2 separate regions of the Homo sapiens genome follow, and region 2 is linked to region 1. The links are chromatin contacts, found by Hi-C or POLR2A ChIA-PET in ENCODE. All regions are on one chromosome and are shown on one strand. The core of a region is the stretch at or near the end of the contact, and the rest is flanking DNA. Distances in the headings are between cores, read along the strand shown. Region 1 overlaps LOC105376095 (a long non-coding RNA gene). Region 2 has its middle 39 kb from the start of CEP78.

Evidence for each region. Hi-C counts contacts between places; a loop is a spot of excess contacts on that map. ChIA-PET counts read pairs that join two places held with the same protein, here RNA polymerase II (POLR2A).
Region 2: a loop to region 1 is called in a map with no recorded cell type, with 10 times the contacts of the local background. The contact joins two enhancer-like sites. A Hi-C loop is called at or near these places in 1 of 37 single-sample maps with no recorded cell type. POLR2A ChIA-PET finds 5 or more read pairs at or near these places in 1 of 52 experiments (WTC11).

What each region holds. Positions count from the first base shown.
Region 1 is chr9:76,602,792-76,609,209 of GRCh38, forward strand. LOC105376095 (a long non-coding RNA gene) reads left to right here. Exons shown (of 12, transcript XR_007061586.1): 2 at 3,059-3,200; 3 at 4,067-4,164; 4 at 6,242-6,362. Among named protein-coding and RNA genes, the nearest start is that of GCNT1, 150 kb to the left of the region's middle. Within about 2 kb of position 2,685, at least 2 of the 41 ENCODE cell types and tissues checked have a DNase peak (open chromatin) inside an H3K27ac peak, as active enhancers do.
Region 2 is chr9:78,193,573-78,200,111 of GRCh38, forward strand. No RefSeq gene overlaps it. Among named protein-coding and RNA genes, the nearest start is that of CEP78, 39 kb to the right of the region's middle. Within about 2 kb of position 2,864, at least 2 of the 41 ENCODE cell types and tissues checked have a DNase peak (open chromatin) inside an H3K27ac peak, as active enhancers do.

The DNA.
Region 1 (6,418 bases), core at 1,435-3,934:
ACAGATGAGGTTTCACCATGTTGCCCAGGCCTGAGCTCAAGTGATCCATCTGCCTTAGCCTCCCAAAGTGCCAGGATTACAGGCTTGAGCCACTGCGCCTGACCAGGAGAGAGTTCTAGCCTTTTGAACACTTTCATCTAGAAATTCCAGTATCCCTGGAAGCCTAAGCTGAAATTAGCTTGTTATTTTCTTGGGGCCACACTTACAGGTTTGAGTTTCTTTTGGGAGGCCAAGGGGCAGTTTAAGGACTTGTGGCAGCTGCATCCCCATCTCTCCTCTGAGCACTGGGCTCTGCTCCTTTATTCTGTAGGAGGGATTGGGATGGTGCTGATTATCAGGTGCTCAGGGGCATGGCCATGCTTCACCATGGCAGAGTTTGAACTGTGACAGGAGGTGGTAATTTCCCTCTGCAGGGATTTCTGTTCTATCCACTTACATGGCTTCAGGTAATGTTCATTTGTCACAGGATAATTTACCAAGCTATTTAGTGCTGTTTTCTACTCCCTGCCAAAAAAGATTTCAAAAGGAGGAAAAGGTAATTTTATCCTCGTTTCCAGGAAATTCTGGGCTGCCAATCTTAGAGGCCATGTATTAGTTATCTGTTGCTGCATAACAAATTATTCCAAATCTTAGTGGCTTAAAACAAGAAATACTTATTATCTCACAGTTTCTGTGAGTCAGGCATCAGCTGCTTAGTTGGCTCAGGGTCTCTTGTAAGCCTGGACTCAAGTTTGGCTATGGTTCCAGTCATCACAAGGAATATCTTGAGGAGGATCCATCTGCTTCCAAACTCACTCACATGGCTTTTGGCAAGCCTCAGGTACTCTCTGGCTGTTGTCCTAAATATCAGTTCCTTGCCACATGGGATTCTTTGTTGGGCAGCTCACAATTATGGCAGCTGGCTTCCCTCAGAGCAGTGAGGGAGGAAAAGAGAGAGGGGAAACAAGATTGAAGTCACTGTAGTTTTATAAGCTAATTTTGAGAGTGACATTTCATCACTTTTGCTGTGTTCTGTTGGTTAGAAGTGAGTCACTAGGTCCAACCCACACTCAAAGAAGGGGATTACACAAAGGCATGAATACCAGGAGGTGGAGCTCACTGAGGGTCCTCTTGAAGGTTGCTATTCTGGGTTATTAATTTTTTTTTTTAATGTGTGGTTCCCAGCCCCAAACAAAGTTGCAAGACATCTGTTATAAAGCTCTATCTAGGCCCCTGTGAGGAAGGTGAATTCGGCAGGGTGTTTCTTGGAAGGTATGGGGTCTGGAGATTGAGTTGAAAGACAAGGAGTTGCCCAAGGTTAGCAATGAGGCAAGGACTTGAGGAGCTGTGGAAGGAAAGTCCACAAGCATCAATTTCCTATCAGGAAGTATCCTATGTGGCAGCAGGAACTTTTGATGACGTAAACACGTTTGCTGGGGGCAATGAACATCAAACACCATGGTCTCAGTAACTACATAGAACTTACCAGATACCCTAAAGGTCAAAAAGCCTGCAGAGCCACCTGCCTTTGAATGGACCACAGGGTCTTGGACAATGAACATCCCCATAGCAAACATGTGCCAAAGATCAAACAACATTTTCTAGGCAATTTGTGACAGATTTCACCACTAAAGAGTAAAAGAGCCCACATAGTGACTGATATTGGGAGTCTTCTCATCCTAGTAAATGGGGATATCTTAGTCTTTTTGTGCTGCTAGAAAAAAATTACTACAGTGGATAATTTACAAAGAATAGAAATTTATTTCTCATAGTTTGAGAGGCTGGAAAGTCCAAGATTAAGGTACTGACATTCAGTGACTGGTGAGGGCCTTCTTGTTGTGTCCTCACATGGCACAAGGCAGAAGAGCAAAATAGCCCAGCTAGCTTTCTCCAGCACTTTATTTATTTATTTATTGTTTTTAGAGAGGGTCTCACTCTGTTGCCCAGGCTGGACTGCAGTGGCACGATCACAACTCACTGCAGCCTCAACCTCCCAGGCTCAAGCAATCCTCCCATCTTAGCCTCCTGAGTTGCTGGGACTGCAGGCATGAGCCACTACATCTGGCTAGTTTATAAAATTTATAAAATTTTTTATAGAGACAACATCTCCCTATTTTGTCCAGGCTGGTCTCAAACCCCTGGCCTCAAGCACTTTTCCTGCTTTGACCTCCCAAAATGCTGGGATTACAGGCATGAGCCACCGTGTTTGGCCCCTCCAGCACTTAAAAAAAAAAATTAAAAAGAGACAGGGTCCCTCTGTGTTGCCCAGGCTGGTCTTGGACTCCTGGGCTCAAGTATTCCTCCTGCCTTGGTCTCCCAAAGCGCTGTGCTGGGATTACAGGCATAAGCCATCGCACCCGGCCCCCTTTAGCATTTTTATAAGAGTTTAACCACAGCCATGAGGATGGAGTCCTAATGATTTAATCATCCCTAAAAGACTCACTCTTAATACCATCACACTGGGTCTTAGGTTCTAACACATGAATTCTAGGGGAACACCAACATGCAGACCATAGCAGGAGGTTAGAACCAGATATAATCTAATTTAGAAAAATTAAGCATCACATAGACATCTCTTTTATCATGGTATTATGAAGGTATATTATACTTATATTTATCACTTACTTCATCTTTATCACTCTTTGTAGTAGGTATCGCTTATTCTTTTTACAGAAAGAGGAACTGCAACCCAGAGAAGTGAATATATGTTTAATGAGCTAACACAGAAGAAGAAACCAGGGCTGGAGAACCCCCTGTATTGTGAGGGGTCATTTGGAATCACCTTACCTGGCTTAAACTAGCAAACGAGAAGGAAGGAAATATATTGACTAATATAATAGACAAGTCTGGAGTTAAGACTGCAATCAGGCTGCACCGTTGATTCAGGGGCTCAGTTAAAGCCTTCAGGATGCTGTTTCCCCCCCGTTCATCTCTATTGTATGCTTCCTCATTTTCAGGCTTCTTGTGGTAGCAGGATGCATCCCAGCAAGTTCAGACCTAAAACTTTCCAGATTCAAGTGCCCCTAAAGATGTGGTGGCTCTCACAAAAGTCCCTGCCAAATCGTATTGTGTCTTTCAGGTCACATATCCATCTCTGAGTCTGTCACTGGGAGAATGGGATGCTTTTTTGGACCAGGCCTGACTTACATACCCATCTGGGACAATAGGACTTTCTATGGGGACAACTTCATCTGTACATGGACAGAGACTGAAGAATGGAGGTAATCTCTCCAGGATTGAGTATTGTTGAGTAGAGGTATAGTTGATTTCCACTGGTAGAAATGATAACTCCAAAGATGACATTTTATTGCTCGATTGGATAGTACTCAAATTTTCATCTATTAGGTAATTCATTTGAACATTCCTGATGTTACGTCTCCTGTTTTCTGTTCTTTTGACCAGTCTTAACATCTTATTTAACATAATTAATTAATGAGTTAAACAAATCTTTAACATCTGTTCACTTTGTGTGAAAGTCATGTTTTTAACTTTCTTTTTTCTGAGACAAGGTCTCACTTTGTTGCTCAGGCTACGGTGAAGTGGCATGATCACAGCTCACTGCAACCCTGACCTCCTGCGCCTCAAGCGATCCTCCTGCCTCAGCCTCCCAAGTAGCTAGAATTACAGGGGGCTCCACCATGCCTGGCTAAGTTTTTAACTTTTTGAAAATTGTATTTCAACAATTGAGAGGAAGCTATCTTCCTCTCAGTATCTTCAGGGATATCATAGCTTTAAATTTAGCTAACATTTTAAACAACTTGCCATCCAGGTTAGCCAGACTTCTTGAAAGTGGTTCCTCCAGCCCCCAGCCAAGCTGCCCTGGCAGATGCTATCTGGAATTGAGATGAGCTGTTCCTTCTGATTCCTGCCCAAATTGTAGATTAGTGAGCAAAATAAATGAATGGTACTGTTTTAAGCCACTCAGTTTTGGGGTTATTTGTAACACAACAATAAATGAATGATACAAGGAGACTTTCCTTTACATACATCTTTGTCTGAAATTTTTACAACAAACCCTTGTTACATTTAAAATTTTGCTGTTGTTGTTATTTTTTCTGAGACAGAGTTTTGCTCTTTTGTTGCCTAGGCTGGAGTGCAGTGGTGCAATCATGGCTCACTACAACCCCGACCTCCTGGGCTCAAGCCATCCTCCTGCCTCAGCCTCTCAAGTAGCTGGGACTACAGGTGCGTGCCACCATGCCTAGCTAATTTTTAAATTTTTTTGTAGAGACAAGGTCTCACCATCTTGCCCAGGCTGGTCTTGAACTCCTGAGCTCAAGTGTTCCTCCTGCATCAGCCACCCAAAATGTTGGAATTACAGGTGTGAACCACCGTGCCTGGCCTACAATTTTTGAATACATATTTTGAGGAAAAATTAAAATTAGAAACGTAGCAAGAGTTTCTTTACGTACTTCCTTTACTTATATCCTAAGTGATATTCAATTTCAAAGTCATTCTAGTTGTCAAAAGATATTTCTTCAGCAAATACTGCTATGACAGTTACTCTTGATTTCTTAGATCATTTTTCACTGAAGAGAACAGAAAAGGTAAGGGAGGATGAAAGCTGTACCTGGACTATAAGGAAAGTAAATATTATCGAGGGCTGAATTTATTGTTCATTTTCTTTCCTGCTTGATCAATGCTCCTTTCCTGGTATCATGTTCTCCAAACTTCAGGTGAATGGATCAACCTTTTCCCTATTCTCGGTTTGGAGAAAGTGTTTTCCTGGGTTATATTTTTCATTTATAAGATATCCCCACCTATTGAAGGTGGGGGATTGGGATGAGGCTATTTTTGCTTCAGAACTCATTGGCCATTCCATTGTTCCTCAAGAGTGGCTCCACCATGCAAAGTGAGGGCTGGCTGGTTCTGGAGCTGGTTTTTCTCGGGCCCTACCGTGCCCTCTACACCTCACCTGTGTGCCCCGCTGAGAGCCTGCTTAGGCTTCAAGGCCAACTCAGATGCCCTAACTGGAAATCTCTTGATCTTGCCTGGTATTTAATTCCACTTCTTTTTGAAAACTAATTTTCCTTTGCAGAAACACCACTCCCCTACCTCAGTCACTATGGCTTGGTTGGGGCTGATTCCCTTCTCTCTCTCCAAGGGTAAACATACGACCCAGGCCCAACTAAGCCTGCATAATCCACCCCTTCAGTTACAGTGGTTGGCTCATAGACAGGCAACTAAGCCGGTCCAGTGACATGCAGCCCTGGGTCTTCTGCTGGGATTAATGGGAAGGAGGTGACCCTTTCCAGTAGGCTGAATCCCAGTTTGTGTGATTTCAAAGACAATGAGGTAGTACAGAAATTGTCTCATCAGCTCGGGGAAGTGAGAATTTACTAACCCCCTCCTCAGGGATTGGAGGGGGCACAGAGAAATGATGGTGGGAGTTTGTAGTCTGAGATTGAAACCAGGCTTTGAATAATCTGAGTTGTGCTAGTTGAAGTCATGGAGAAATAGCAGAAAAGCCTCCGTCTGAACATTGAGAAACACCTTGAGAAAACAGAGGAGCTCAAAGAGGAACTTGCAGAAGGCACCAGGGGTATGGTGGGCACAGTTTCCAGGCAGCCTTCAATCATCCCTATCTCCTGATAGTTACACCCTGTGTCCTACTCTCCTTTTGAGTGTGGCTAGATCTAGTGACTGACTTCTTTTAATTTTTTTTTTTTTTTTTGAATTTTTACTTTTTGGAGATAGGGTCTTGCTCTGTCACCCAGGCTGGAGTGCAGTGGGGCAATCATGGCTCACTGCAGCCTTGACCTCCCAGGCTCAAGAGATTCTCCTACCTCAGCCTCCTGAGTAGCTGGGACCACAGGCAAGTGCCATCTCACCTGGCTAATTTTTATATTTTTTGTGGAGACAGGGTCTTGCCATGTTTCCCAGGCTGGTTTCAAGCTCCTGAGCTCAAGCTATCCACTTGCCTCAGCCTCCCAAATTGCTGAGATTAGAAGAATGAGCCACTGTGCCTGTGACTTACTTCTAACCCACAGAATAGAGCAACAGTGAGAGGATGTCAATTCTGTGATAGATTGCAAAATATTGTAAGTTCCTAGCAGTCTTTCTCATTGGTTTCAATAAAAAAAAGCTGCTGTGCTGGAGGGACCCATGAGGCAAAGAACTGAGAGCAGCCTTTAGCTAACAGCCGGCAAGGAATGAGGTGCTTGGTCCAGCAATCACAGAGAAACTGAATCCTGCTGATGATCATGAGGGTGAGCTTGGAAGCAGATTCTGTCCCAGATGAACTTTGATTGTGTCTTGTTAGAAACCCTGGACCAACTCCTTGATTGCACCTGTGAGAGGCCCTGAAGCGGAGGGCCCAGCTAAGGTGTGTCTGGATTTCTGACCCACAGAAACTGAGATCATAAATGTGTGGTTTTAAGCCCGTAAGTTTTGGAATACAGTAGATCTTCATTATTCACAGATTTTGCACTTGCAAATT
Region 2 (6,539 bases), core at 1,614-4,113, 1.6 Mb after region 1:
ATTTTTTTTTATTTGCTAAACAGTTGGAGGAAATACGAGCATGTTTTCCCACTCGTAGGAAAGACTCTGCATAGAGAGAAAGGTTGATGCTACATGGATAGAGGAGGAGCTATGGCTGGAGGCAAAGTATTCATGATATTATGATGGTACTATAGCCCAGGAACAAGGAATACCCATGTCATAGCTTGATATTCATCACTCTTCCCTACAGAATTCCCAATGGAGGTGTATTAGTCTGTTTTCACACTACCGATAAAAGCATACCTGAGACTGGGTAATTTATAAACAAAAAGAGGTTTAATGGACTCACAGCTCTATGCGGCTGGGGAGGCCTCTCAATCATGGCAGAAGGCAAAAGGTACATCTTACAGGGCAGAAGGCAAGAGAGAATAAGAACCAAGCAAAAGGGGTTTCCTCTTATAAAACCATCAGATCTCGTGAGACTTACTACCACAAGAACAGTATGGGGGAAACCACAACCATGATTCAATTATCTCCCACCCAGTCCCTCCCAGGACACATGGGAATTATGGGAGGTACAATTCAATATGAGATTTGGGATATCATAACAAGAGGGAACCAAATATGAAGAATAACCAGCAAAAGGGAAACCTATTATTCCTTCTTAAATCATTACACAGAATAGACAATGCAAGGCTTTCCCAAAACCTATGTTCAAAATCATGGCTAAGACCTGGAAACCTAAGTGAGACTTCCTGCTTCCTCACATGTAAGCAACACACTCAAGTGTATTTGCAAAGGAAGTATGGCCCATACCCCGGTTCACTTACATACATATTCTCATGGCATAGAAAAAAGCGAAGAGCAGTGTTTCACAATTGGCACTAATGACATTTTGGAGCAGATAATTCTTTGTTGGGGTAGGTGGGGAAGTACTGACCTGTTCTGTGTAGGATTTTCAGCAGCATACCTAGCTTCTACCCACTAAATGACAGTAGCACACCCACCTCTCCCAGTTGTGATAACCTAAAATATCTCTAGACGTTGACAAATGTCCCCTGGGGGCCAAAATCCCCCCGCGAAACTAGAGGAGAACAGAATGGTTGGCGGGTCTCTGGGAAGTAGATTCCACTTTGTTCTGAGGCAGGAAAGCAAGAGAATAGTTCCTTTGTGGGTGCATAGTTTTAGAATGCAGTACTTCTACCCACAAGTAAAAAGACCCTTGATGATGGCCGGGCACAGTGGCTCATGCTTATAATCCCAGCACTTTGGGAGGGCCATGGCGGGCAGATGACTTGAGGTCAGGAGTTCGAGACCAGCCTTGCCAATATGGCGAAACCCTGTGTCTACTAAAAATATAAAAATTAGCTGGCATGATGGTGCACGCCTATAATCCCAGCTACTTGGGAGGCTGAGGCAGGAGAATCGGGAGAATTGTTTGAACCTGGGAGGTGGAGGTTGCAGTGAGCCAAGATTGCAGCACTGCACTCCAGCCTCCAGCCTGGGTGACAGAGCAAGACTCCATCTCAAAAACAAAACAAAACAAAACAAAACAAAACAAAACAAAACAAAACACCACTTGATGAAAGCCCAGGGGGTCTTACCATGTTGACTAAAATCTCTATTCTTGGCTAGGCACGGTGGCTCATGCCTATAGTCCTAGCTACCCAGTAGGCTGAGGTGGGAGGATCCCTTGAGCCTAGGAGGTTGAGCCTGCAGTGAGCTCTTATGGTGTCACTGCACTCCAGCCTGGGTGACAGAGCAAGACCCTGTCTCTCTCTCTCTCTCTAAAAAAAATAAAAATAAAAAAATTTGAAGAAGAAGACCATGAAAAAACCCCTCCCTTTATCCTTCTGAGGGAACAGGTGGGCAGAGATAGCTAAAGAGTCCCCTCCACGTTCATCTTCATTTCCTATTGCCTCTCATCCCCCAGGGATGGCAAACAGATTAAGGTCCATGGACAGTGGGATATCCTCCACTCATACAGGGATAGGGTGAGGGTTCCTGGGACACTAAAATTAAGAAAGTCCCAGGCGGCTGGGCGTGGTGGCTCATGCCTGTAATCCCAGCACTTTGAGAAACCGAGGTGGGTGGATCACGAGGTCAGGAGTTTAAGACCAGCCTGGCCAACATGGTGAAACCCCATCTCTACTAAAAAAGTACAAAAATTAGCTGGGCGTGGTGCCGCATGCCTGTAATCCCAGCTACTTGGGAGTTTGAGGTAGGAGAATCTCTTGAACCCAGGAGACGGAGGTTGCAGTGAGCCAAGACCGCGTCACTGTACTCCAGCCTGGAGACAGAGCGAGACTCCATCTCAAAAAAAAAAAAAAAAAAAAAAAGGAAAAAGTCCCAGGCAAACAGGATCAGTTGGTCAGAGCCCTACAGTATTGTAAAGTAGCTTGGTTCCACCAGACTTGGAGAAATTTCCCCAATATTATACCTGGCTTCTACCCACTAGATGACATTATATTATGTCGTCTCTTATCCCTTAGAACCCTCCTAGAATCTGTTTAACTATTGCCCCCAGAAGTCCCTGAAGTGAGTCACAACAGTATATTAAGTTAACTTAAAGGTTGCAGATTATTTAAGGGAAAAAATTCACTCCTATTCTATTTTCTATTTCCTGTGCACAATCATGATGTTCAGACTGGCTCACTGGAGTTTATTCCACAAGCCTAAGTAATGCAATAAAGAATGCCCCAAACTTGAAACAATATGAACATTCTCCCATTTAATTCACTAGAGAGAAATTAAAGCTGAGAAACAGAATCTATCTCCTTTGGTTGAAATTAAAATCTAAAAGAAATTATGGTCTCTTATTCTCACCATCCTCACTTCTTATTTTCTTTGCTCTCAGCTGGAGTTGCTAAACTCAGATGGAGTTTCAATTCCTTTTTCAGAAGCTGTGGCCTGGAACATCTTCCGCTGGGATGGGTGGAGCTCCCTCAAACACCTCTAAAACAGGACTAATCCAAACCCATTTGTCTCACCACTCTGGTTTTCTGACACTCATAAGGATCAGCAGAACATGCAAGAACATCAGTGGGTTAGCCTATGCCCACAAAATAAAGCAAATAAGGAGTCATGACAGCAGTTTGCTTCCAAGCAAAGTTATTCCTCTAGATTTCAGCAGATGGTATAATCGAGACCGCCTTGCTGTTGGCAGTCAAAGAACATAGCAGACACTCAATGTTTTCTTGGGAAAGGTGGGTAGACAAAGAAAACAAGAGAGAGAAAATAGAAGACATGTTTCAGATTCTGCCTGTCTTGACTGTATGACGAACACCTGTTTCATGAGATGATCACATTCCATTTTGGGGTTTGAAGCAAACCTGCATCCTGGAGGCACAGTGTTTGGGCACAAGCTTTTAAATTTCCTCTTCAGCTCTTGAATTTTTAAGAATGACACTGAGTTTTTTCCTCTACATCAACCTGACTAATATATGGGTTTCCAATTCTCTTTACATATTCATTATTTAAAACAAGATCACCCTTATGCCAACCCCTAGCTCCAGCCCACCACAATTGATCCCACAGACTGGACTCACATCTAAGATTTGAGCTTATGAAATGAACAAGTTAGAACCGGCACGAGACCATATGCTGGTGGAGACCATGATGGGGAGGGGCCAGGTGGTAAATTTCAGGACCTAGGGACAAGCCACTTGAATCCAAAGCTGAATTCCACAGTGATTTTCTTTTCCTTGACTTCTCTTCAAAACAGCAAAAAGAGAAACTAGATTTGGAACTAACATTCTAGTGTACTGAGAATTTAAATTCCAAATATTTTACACATTAGTGTTCTCAAGTTCTTAGGAATGAAATGACTTTTACAGATTAAAATACTGGCCCACCATCCTGCCTGAGAAATACAATAAAGGGGAAAAAAAGCTCTGGTGAAAAATTCTTTAAAAATTACTCCTCTTGCCAGACCTAAAACATTTATATATGGAAGTTCCGTTTTGAGATGAGCATTTTCTGGCTCCAAAGTCTCTCTTTTCCTAAAAACTAATATTAATTTGAGTTACAGTATCAGCTGTCACAGGTGCACCAAGGACCTCATTCTTCCCTATGTGATACTTTGCCCCCAATACTCATTCTTATGTAGATATCCACATGACCCTCACTGGTAGTCAATATGTATGGGCTTTGGGAAGGAGGGATTTTGTATGCTGTAATGATGGCATTACTGCCAAGAATCAAAGGGTCCTTTCTGGATGCTCACTTCTCCCCCTTGTGGGACTTCAGACCAAATATATGCAAGAAGCAATAACCAAATAGAAAACAAAATAATTTTCTATTATTGTTTTGTTGTCCAGGCCTGGAGTGCTTGACGTCAATATAAATAGAAGCAAGAATCATATACAACCATAAACCTATACTTGTGTATTGTGCAGGCCTGAAGATATGCCACCATACTTCAAAAACCCTCAGGGATTTCTGGAAGATCCAAGAGGGAAAAGATTGATGACAAAACCCATGAGAGCTGAGCAACTCTCAACTTCCTATGAGAAAAAAAGTGAATACTACAACAAGAGCCTTGGAATATTCCCAAACTCAGAAATAGTTGTAGTTAAGAGAAAGAGTTACTCATGAGAAAACTGATTGCATGAAAGAGGCTCTAAACTCAACAAATACAACTAATCTTCATGGACGTAGAGTCAATACGGAGAATAGATGAAAAATATAGACAGTAACTTTAGATGAACTTGGCAAGACATGCTATCAAGGAAAAGAAGGCTATTGTGAAAAATAAGCACTCAGGAATTTTGTAAATTAAAGACATAATTGCTGAAACACAAAATTATACTCGATGAAGGGCTGAGTAGCAGGAAGGACACTGCTGAAGACAGAATTAGTAAAGTGGAATGTCAATCTACCTTATTTGTGCAGAATGTGTAAAAGATAAAAAATGAAAGATGTTAGAGAAAAGATAAGAGACTCAGAGGATAGATCCCTGGTGCTCTAATGTCTCAGCTTTAGGAGTAGAATGAAAGAAAGAAAGAATCAAAGAATAGAAAAATCTTCCTGCCTTGGGAAAAGCCTTGAACATTCAGATTAGAAGGTTTGTCTACTAAATGGTAAGCCAGAAAAATAATTAAAAATACCTATAAAAATAGTGAAAACACCTACAAATGCCTAGTAAAATTTTAAGTACAAAATGAATATCCTATGTTACTCAGAGAGAATAAAAAAGTACAAAGGAGATAGAATCAAATTGATCTGTAACTCATTTAAAGTACAGTATGCAAGAGGGAGAAGGAATATGTCCTCAAATTTCTGTGGGAATTCTGGTCCACAGTTCTTCTTTAATCTAAAGCAGTATTTACGGATGATTGAGGAAGAAACATTTTCCATAAAATTTATCATCCGTAATTATTTTATAAAAAATTAAGAAAGAATGTGCTCCAGGAAGAATAAAGAGAGGTAACACATGGAAGAAAAGAAGCAGTAGTGAGCAAAAATATATCACTGTATCTAAAAAATTGGGGCTTCTTTCTTTTTTTTTTTTTGAGATGGAGTTTCACTCTTGTTGCCCAGCCTGTTGTACAGTGGCACCATCTCGGCTCACTGCAACCTCCGCCCCCCAAGTTCAAGCGATTCTCCTGTCTCAGTCTCCCAAGTAGCTGGGATTACAGGAGTGCACCACCATGCCTGGCAAATTTTGTATTTGTAGTAGAGATAGGGTTTCACCCCATGTTGGCCAGGCCGGTCTCAAACTCCTGACCTTAGGTACTCTGCCCGCCTTGGCCTCCTAAATTGCTGAGATTACAAGCATGAGTCACCATGCCCAGTCTTCTTTCTTTCGAGATGGAGTCTTGCTTTGTTGCCTAGGCCTGGAGTGCTTAATGTCAATATAAATAGAAGTATAATATAAAGAAAATTTGATAACTAAACTTAAATTTCTACATCTTTTCAGAAAAACATGGATGGTCTTGGAAGCAGTGCTTGGGTAGGGTTGTACTGGGAAGATTAGAGAGAGGTTATGGATCCTGAAGATTTTTCATGCTGATAGAAGAATGTAATTTAACATTTTTATTAAAGATTAATTGTTTAGGAACTTTTTAAGAAAAATTTTGAATTCTGACACATATCTGTCCAAAAAGTTTTCAGATAAGAGATTTTGGACCTACAAGTAATTTTTAAGGTATGGCAACAGTTTTTCTGTCATGGTATATAAGTGCTGTGTTCTGGATAACATTAAAAATTACTTCAAGATAGTGTTCTGCAACTGAGTCATAAAAAGATACTCTTCCCTGCCCCATAAAAGCTATCTTTGTTAAAAGACTACTAGATCAGTGTTTCCCAAAGGGTGGTCTGAGGACCACCTGCCTCAGATGCTCTGAAATGCATTACAGATTTTGGGCCACATTGCAAACTTTCTAAATAAGCTTCTGTGAGTGAGGCTTGGAATTTGAGGTTCATCTTCCTTGGAACTCCCAAAGTTCTTTACATATATCTTCCTTATGTCATTTACCTCCCTCTGCTTTGTGTTTTGTTTTTGTATTATCTCTTCTCCATTACAAGATTCGAAGGTCATCAAGGCAGCAAACATCCTTGAATACTCTGCAGCTTGT